Regions from separate parts of the Homo sapiens genome. Here all the other regions are linked to region 2. The links are chromatin loops, found by intact Hi-C in ENCODE. Cell type or tissue: HepG2. All regions are shown on one strand.

The links. A loop is a pair of places that touch in the nucleus more often than their neighbours do. Peaks named below come from ENCODE experiments on the same cell type or tissue, not always from the same donor. Only the 100,000 strongest peaks of a DNase experiment are listed, where the experiment ranks them.
Region 1: it touches region 2 in a loop (31-fold over the local background); 2 of 110 quality-filtered maps call a loop at or near these places.
Region 3: a loop joins it to region 2, with 4 times the contacts of the local background. A loop is called at or near these places in 3 of 110 quality-filtered maps.

Annotation. Positions count from the first base shown.
Region 1 is chr10:28,938,320-28,940,819 of GRCh38, forward strand. No RefSeq gene overlaps it. Among named protein-coding and RNA genes, the nearest start is that of C10orf126, 93 kb to the left of the region's middle. In HepG2, a CTCF peak has its summit at 1,116; DNase peaks (open chromatin) are centred at 1,172, 1,702 and 2,312; H3K4me3 peaks cover 2,211 bases.
Region 2 is chr10:29,317,279-29,319,778 of GRCh38, forward strand. LOC124902400 (a long non-coding RNA gene) reads right to left here and starts at 386. Exons shown (of 2, transcript XR_007062098.1): 1 at 231-386. It also overlaps a transcript of LYZL1 not described here. In HepG2, no CTCF peak of the experiment used is centred here; DNase peaks (open chromatin) are centred at 293, 1,073, 1,352, 2,043 and 2 weaker places; H3K4me3 peaks cover 1,537 bases.
Region 3 is chr10:29,391,316-29,393,815 of GRCh38, forward strand. No RefSeq gene overlaps it. Among named protein-coding and RNA genes, the nearest start is that of SVIL-AS1, 17 kb to the right of the region's middle. In HepG2, a CTCF peak has its summit at 1,281 (motif pointing left); a DNase peak (open chromatin) is centred at 1,266.

The sequences.
Region 1 (2,500 bases), 380 kb before region 2:
TGCTTTTGTTGCTTCATTCTTTCCTTGCTTTGTGAGTTTTGTCCAATTCTTTGTTCAAAATGCCAAGAACCTGGACATCCTCCACCGGTAACATGGTGAGGGCTAAGTTACTGTAAGGGTTACGTGCGTATATTATGCAGAAAACACCGAAACAGTGCCTGGCACATAGTAAATACTTGATAAATGCTACAATTATTCCTTCTTAGTCCAGAACCTCAAATAGATACACCTATTTCCGTCTCTCTCACACCTATTGAATCTGTATTAGGTCCTAATATTTTGCCTGAGGGAGTTGCACTTGCTGGGTTTACCAATTAAAATGATCAGTTCACAGCCTTATGCCCTTCATAAGAAACAAGCAATTAAACGAATGTTGGTTGAAAAAGCCCTATGCGCCTCTTCTTCCTTCAGGACAGTGAAATCCTATCTCAGGCCAGGTTAATACAGCTAATGTGGGAGAAAATTTAGATCTCCATATTCATCTAGTGAATTTGGAAAGGCAAGAGTTATTCTGATTTATCAAACAAATTAGTGACTCTTAAATTTAGCTCTGTGTCTGAAATAGCAAAAGAACTTAATATAAATACCAGTATCTGGGCACCACTCCAGATCTGTGATGTGGTCTGGGCATCTGTATGTCTAATAAAAGTTTCTCAGGTGATTCGGAGCACAAAACTCCAAATGAGTACACAGCCCATAATACTGCTTTAGTTAAGCAGAGCTGAATAAAGTACCACTAAAGATACATTTATATTGAACAGGGTTCTTCCTGTTAGTATCTTTCATTATGAGATTAATGACTTGCTGCTATCTCTGGAAAGATATATTTGGCAAACTAAATCCTAAAGGAATCAAGTATTAAGTGATTATGGAAATCTAAGCCTCTTGGTTAGGCATTTCATACATGACTCTTTGTTGCTATCAACCTGGATTCACACGTTAATGACAGTAGAATTCACAAGTGTCCCAGAACATTACAACACACTCGATCGATATTAATCGAAAAGGAGAAGCAGAAATAATTTAAGTAAGATTGCAATTGCCACGGAGCTCTGACCTTTCAGAAACACTCGTACACGAAAGTGCCAGGACCCTCATGTTGCACGGTTCCAGGGGGCGCTGTTTGCAGAGTGTAGACTGAAGACTGCCTCCTAGGAAGGGCGACTTGCTGGCCTGCAGGACGGGGCACAGGCGCAGGGTCCCTGCCCAGCACAACCACGCCTTATCCCAGCTGGAGTCTGAAGGCCCCGCAGGGGAACTCCCCTCTCTTACTCACCTCCATCCCCTTCACCTCCGCTCCTGCAGCCTCCATGCACTTCAGTGGGAAACGGATCTGCACTACAAACTGCCCCCCTTGCAGAGTTCCAAGCTCATCTAATTACATAGTGTTTAGAACAGTGCAATAAATCAAAAGATACTTCCTTAGCCCTGGAGGTGAATAGAATAGTTTCATGTCATTAAACCCCACAACCAAGGGACCCTTTATGACACGGACTTCTTTTGGGAGGTGATGCCTCTGTCCGTGTGAGAGTCCTGGCTCCTGGTAGGTTTCTTCCGGTGCCTCCCAGGCAGTTGGAGGACGCCGCTCTCATTAGGTCATGTTTACTGAAGGTGCTTGTTTTCTGTCTCTCCATTCATTCGGTTACAGGACACCCGACGGGACAAAGCGTGTTGTAACCGACCACCAATGGAGCCGGCTCTGTTCACGGATTATGGTTGTCTTGGCAACCAGCTTTGCTGAACTCACCACAGCAAACATGGAATGAATGACTGGGTCAACACCCGAGATAAAAAGAGGGTTATGCAACTGTTTGCTGAACCCTTGGCGGGATTTTTTTTTTTTCTGGACATTTCCCAGAATGTCCCCATATTCAAAAATTCCAAATGAAGAATTCCTATTTAAACCCATAACAAGTATTGCCATTGTTCATAGAAAAGAGCTGTTGCTTTTGGAAATATAATTTAAGGTCTGCAGACGATTTGAACTGGGTGTTGCTTCAGTTTCAGTAACCGTGCAAAAGCGTATTTAACGATAAGTTTTCCCTAGACAGGAAACGAGAGAGGCCACTCATGTATTTCTAATGATCTACATAAATAATTTCATCTACTTAGATTCAAAACTTTAGTCATTAAATGGTTTTACTCTCAGCTAAATAGATTCTTGAAAATGAATTTTAAAACGCAGAAATAAGCTTTTGAAAAAAAATTCAGAGACAGGATGGAGCCTCTCTTTGTGGAAAAGCAAATTGGCAAACAGGACAATTTATTTAAGACAGTGAGTACAAAGGGAGCAAGGTTCTGGGCTCTCCTGTTTCCCAAGCCATTTAATTCTATGCAAACAATTACATGGTAATATAATCCAGGTTTCTAGAATAGTTTATGTTTATTTCTGTCTCGGACTGGAAGAAAAATATTGCACCGGGTAAGATAGTAACAGTTGTTATGACTTGTACCTGGGTGCTTGACACAGCTTTCCTCATAATTATTCTTTGTGTTTTCC
Region 2 (2,500 bases):
TCACTGTTTATTCTCCTCTGAACCTCACCAGAAGTCCTCAGCACATGTTCTTCATGGAGGTCATCTTTCCCTGGACTGCTTGGCTACTTTAGAAGTCAAATCAAGACTAGAAGTATGAAAGCCAATCACAATTTCCCAACAATTAGGATCCATCATTCACCATTTGGTTGGTACGTAGAGAAAACATTTTAAGTCAGTACTGTGCTGAAAAATCCTAAACATGCCATTACCTTAGCTCCAGGTCTTCTGTCCCTGGTGATGGAGCAAAGCCAATAGCTGTGCAAACAGAGTGGGGAGTAGACAGGGCGCCCTTGAGAGACTGCCAGAGCTAAGCCCAACTCCTCTGTGACTGGTGGTGTGAGCACAGACAAGACACTGAACCTCTCTGTTTCACTTCCTGTAAAATGGGAATAACAGTATTTGCCATGCACAGCCATGGTAAGGACTAGCAACCGTATTAGAAGCATGTTAATCACCTGGCACAAACCAGGCTTGTAATAAACATTAGTGATTAATTTACCTGGGGATGGTGGCACACACCTGTAGTCCCAGCTACTTGGGAGTCTGAGGTGGGAGGAGCGATTGAGCCTGGAAGTTCAAGGTTACAGTGAGCTATAATGACAGCACCGCACTCCAGACTGGGAAACAGAGTGAGACCCTGTCTCTTTAAAAAAAAAAAAAAAGTGATTACTATCCTATTTCTGCATTTTTCTTTGTCTATAATTTTGTAATAGGTGATTTCTAACAGGACCTGCAGACACTTTGAAAGGATAAACTACATTTTAATGTGAAATAAAGGCATGTTCAAAAAGCAAAGGTGCAGATAGTGGCTGAAAGAAACCACCTGAAACTGAGGCTGTTTATTTTCACAGGTCCCTGCTGCTAAGAATTCCAAACTACAAGGGAAAAAGTTAAACTCAGCTAGATTTCCCTGCCTGCTCAAGACCACAACCCCAGTGGCAACATAATTCTTGGTGAGGATGAAAAAACGAAATCTATACTTGCCTTGAGAAAGCATTCATGCAAAATAAAGCCCAGATTCATAAGTAATCTGACTTCAGCATCACTTTTCAAAACAGTATCCTGTTACCAGCTAAAGCAAACAGAGTGGTTCCAACCCCAGGAACTGACAGGCAGTGCAAAAGGGCAGATTGGAAGAGATTAAATATTTGTGCAAAAGCCCGTACCCCCCTTCACAAAGGGCTGCCTCTGTCTGGCATAAAAGGGAAGGGATGCGGGAACTGAGAAGAGGGCCTTATCTTTCCAGAGGAAGGACTGTTTGGGGACGGAGGAGGTGGAGAAGGGGAGAGAAAATAGCGGAGAAGGGGAGGGATAATAGCAGAGGAGGGGAGACATCAGATGGGTGTGTGTCCCCGGGTCGCTGTCGAGCCGGGCCAGGCTGCTGTCATCGGCTGAGGCTGCACTTCTGACCCCTGCGGTGAAGCCAAGCCACGCGGGCTCAGGGGCAGACGGAAACAGGATGACTCGAGCTTTGAAGCTGCCAGCCTGTGATGGCAGAGAGGCCAGAAAGAAGCCCGCTCCAGAACCCACTCTCTCAGCAGCAGCACCACATTAATTTGCAGGGGGGTGGGAAGGACAGAGGAGGGGAGGGGCGGAGAGGGGAGGGCAGGAGAGGTCGGGCTGGGACCGAGGCCAGGGAAGCGGGTCATGTGCACAAGGCAGCCCAAAGGCCTTCCAGGGGGTGCCCAAGAAGGACTTTAGAGAAGGGAGATTTTGAAAAATTATTTTTTAAAAAAATTGTAGTTTTCGACTCTGCTGACAGTCGATCAAAGCTAGTTTCTGCTTCTGAGACATTTTAGTGGCTGCCAGGAACTTAGAATTTAGAAGAGAAAAAAGAAGAGGAAAGGAAAAAATCTACAATGGAGCAGTCTGCGCGGGCGGTGGGGAGATTGCTGGTAAGATGAGAGTCTTTGAGGAATTGGGATTTTTCTGTGGACTTTGGAGCTCCTCGGGGCCCACCATGAAGACCAACATGGGGCCGGCAGCGCAGGGAAAAACACCCTTGGGAGGCCCTTTGAACACAGCTCACGTAACCACATTTGAGGAGAGACAACGGGAGGGACGGTCCCTTGTGCCAGTCGAGGGACAGGGCTGGAACTGTGGTTCCAAACCCTGGCTGCACAATGCGATCATCAGGACACTTCAAAAAATGCAGATGCCAGGCCTGGCTCAATTCAGTTAAATCAGGCTCCCTGAAGGCAGGGTCCTGATGCAGATATTTTTTTAACTCCCCCGTTAATTCTAATGCTCAACCAAGGTTATGAACCCTGAGTAAGAGACTTAACGGGACCCTGCTGAGCACAGGCTTCCCCTGGGCTACAGTGCCCCCTCTCCGTCACCTCACTGGGAGAAGAACATCAAGGTCACCCACCTTCTGGCTACAGTGAAGACTCAGGAAGTCGTTCCTCTCCGATAGCTGAGAGTCAATACAGGGACCTCAAGAGTGGAGCCTCATCATCAGAGTAACCTGGGGACAACA
Region 3 (2,500 bases), 74 kb after region 2:
GCTCCCACTTATAAGTGAGAACATGTGGTATTTGTTTCTCTGTTTCTGAGTTCTTTGACTTAAAATAGTGGCCTCCAGTTCCATCCACGTTGCTGCAAAAGACATGATTTCATATTCCTTTATGGCTGAGTAGTGTTCCAGGGTGTATATATACCACATTTACTTTATCCAATCATCCATTGGTGGACATTGAGGTTGGTTCTATGTCTTTGCTATTGTGGATAGTGAAAAGCCACAATTATTTGATTTCACAGATACCCTCCTTTCTTTACGTGGGTTGAGCACAGGAAGAAACTGTCTACCTCAGTTACTACCACCATTGGCCTTCCAAATGTGGCTGTGTTTTGCCTGGGGTACGCAATCCCACCTTTATGCCTGTACATGCTTTGGAGTTGGAATTGGTCCTACTTGGGTTATATCTGGATACAAAGAAAAGTCAGTTAAATGTGGTGCAGCCACTATACACATCCTGAAGGCCCAAGTGCTAATCTCACACCTTAATTGCAGTAGGAATTATAAGTGGCAGGCTGCCCTTCTTTCTGACTCCATGGATCCTACCTGCTCACCCCTGGCCATCCCTCTGCCTTCACCCTCTAATACTTTTGCCCTCTGCTCTGACCACATGGGATGCCCGCTCCTTGCTCCTGCTGGAACACTCATCCCCAGGCAGCTCCAGGCTCCCCCTCAACTCCTCCCGCTTCAGTGAGGACTACGCTGGACGCCCTTTCATTTGTCTCTCTTTCCTACAAGAATGCAAGTTCTATAGGGAATAGATGTTTGTCTCTTTCCTTCACTATACGGGACTTGCCTAACACATAGTAAGCGCTCAAGGAATATTTGTCAAATGAATACACATCCTGCTTGAATCTCAACCCTTGCTGCTGCAGGTTAAAGAGTTCTAATAAAATGTCTTCTGCCTACCTCCCAAGGACACTGTTGTTTCTTAAGAAGGGAAATTGAATTTCTAATGTGAAGGGGGAGCTCTTCTCTAATTTCCTGCACTGTTATGGAGTCTTTTCTGTTTTTCATATTTCTTCATCAGTTCATCAGAGGTCTAGAAAGGAGATGACTTGGGCTATCATTTTACTCAGAAACTGTGTCTTTTTTTTATCTTGAGCAAAATTCCTCTCCTGTCTGTTGACTTCTATGTAGAATTCCAAGCTCGTAGGACAGATGACATGGATCATTAGATTAAGCCCAGAAGGGCAAACGACTTGTGCTGGAAAGTCAGGAAAACAGAGTGAAGGGCTATAGCAGGAGGATGTAGAAGCTAGCTGGGGCCCCCTACTGGCAAATGTGGGGATAATGTAGCAGTGAAACAGAAAGATAGTGATGGATTGTAACCCATTGAATAGAAAAAGAATCCATGAGTTCATATTGATATCAACAAACAAATGATAAATTGATTAGGGAGAGGGAAACTCTTCCGTATAGCAGAGTTCTGGCCAAGAAATATGGAAAGAATGAAGGAATTAGAAATGTATTGAGGTTAAATGCTGAACCTAGTGGGTGAAGGTTTGATAGGAACAGGATATTTACATAGTCTCAAAGTATCTCTCCAGAAGTTACTTTCTAATTTTTTTTTGAGATGGGTCTCTCTCTGTCACCAAGGCTGAAATGTAGTGGCAAACATAGCTCACTGCAGCCTTGATTTCCTGGTCTCAAGTAAATCGTCCTTCCTTGGCCTCCCAAAGTAATGAGATTACAGGCATGAGCCACCACATCCATCCTGCTTTTAATTATAAAGAAAAAATAGTAACTTTATTCATAAAAAAATAACAGACACCATCTTTACACAAAAGGAAAATTGTTCAGCATGGTACAGTGATAAGCTGAGCAAAAGGCCAGGTGGAGCTTAGAAAAATGTATAAGAAGGGTTGCATCAGTAAGGACTTTTAATTAAACCAGTGAAAACAGCAGAAAAACAAATTAAACAAAGTCCTCTTCCCCCTGGCGCTCCAGGTGATTGAATCAGCTGCCCAAGCAAGCTGAAACAGGGCAGCATGGAATAAAACCACTTGGCATGTGGGTAACTGTGTTATTTCCAAAGGACTTTCCCAAATATCATCTTGCTTTATGCTATTTCTCACAGCAATTTTGTGACGCAAAGCAGCTATCTCCTGTGTAAGCCATCTCCTGATTAACATATGAGCACACTCAACCCACAGGGTACATGACTTTTCCAAGGCCACAGAACGGAGCCAGGACGTGACCCCACGCTGCTGGCACCATGGCCAGTGTCCCACCGCACTGACCCGTCACTTGAGCTCACTTGCACCATCCCTGTAAAATGCCAGGTAACTCCTGCATCACAAAGAAAAATATTCTCAAGGAAGTAGGAAATTTTGTTTTGTTTTGTTTTGGTTTTTTTTGAGACAAGATCTGGCCCTATCGCCCAGGCTGGGGTGCAGTGGCATGATCTCAGCTCACTACAACCTCTGCCTCCCCGGCTCAAGCCACCCTCCCATCTCAGCCTCCTGAGTAGCTGGGACTACAGGCA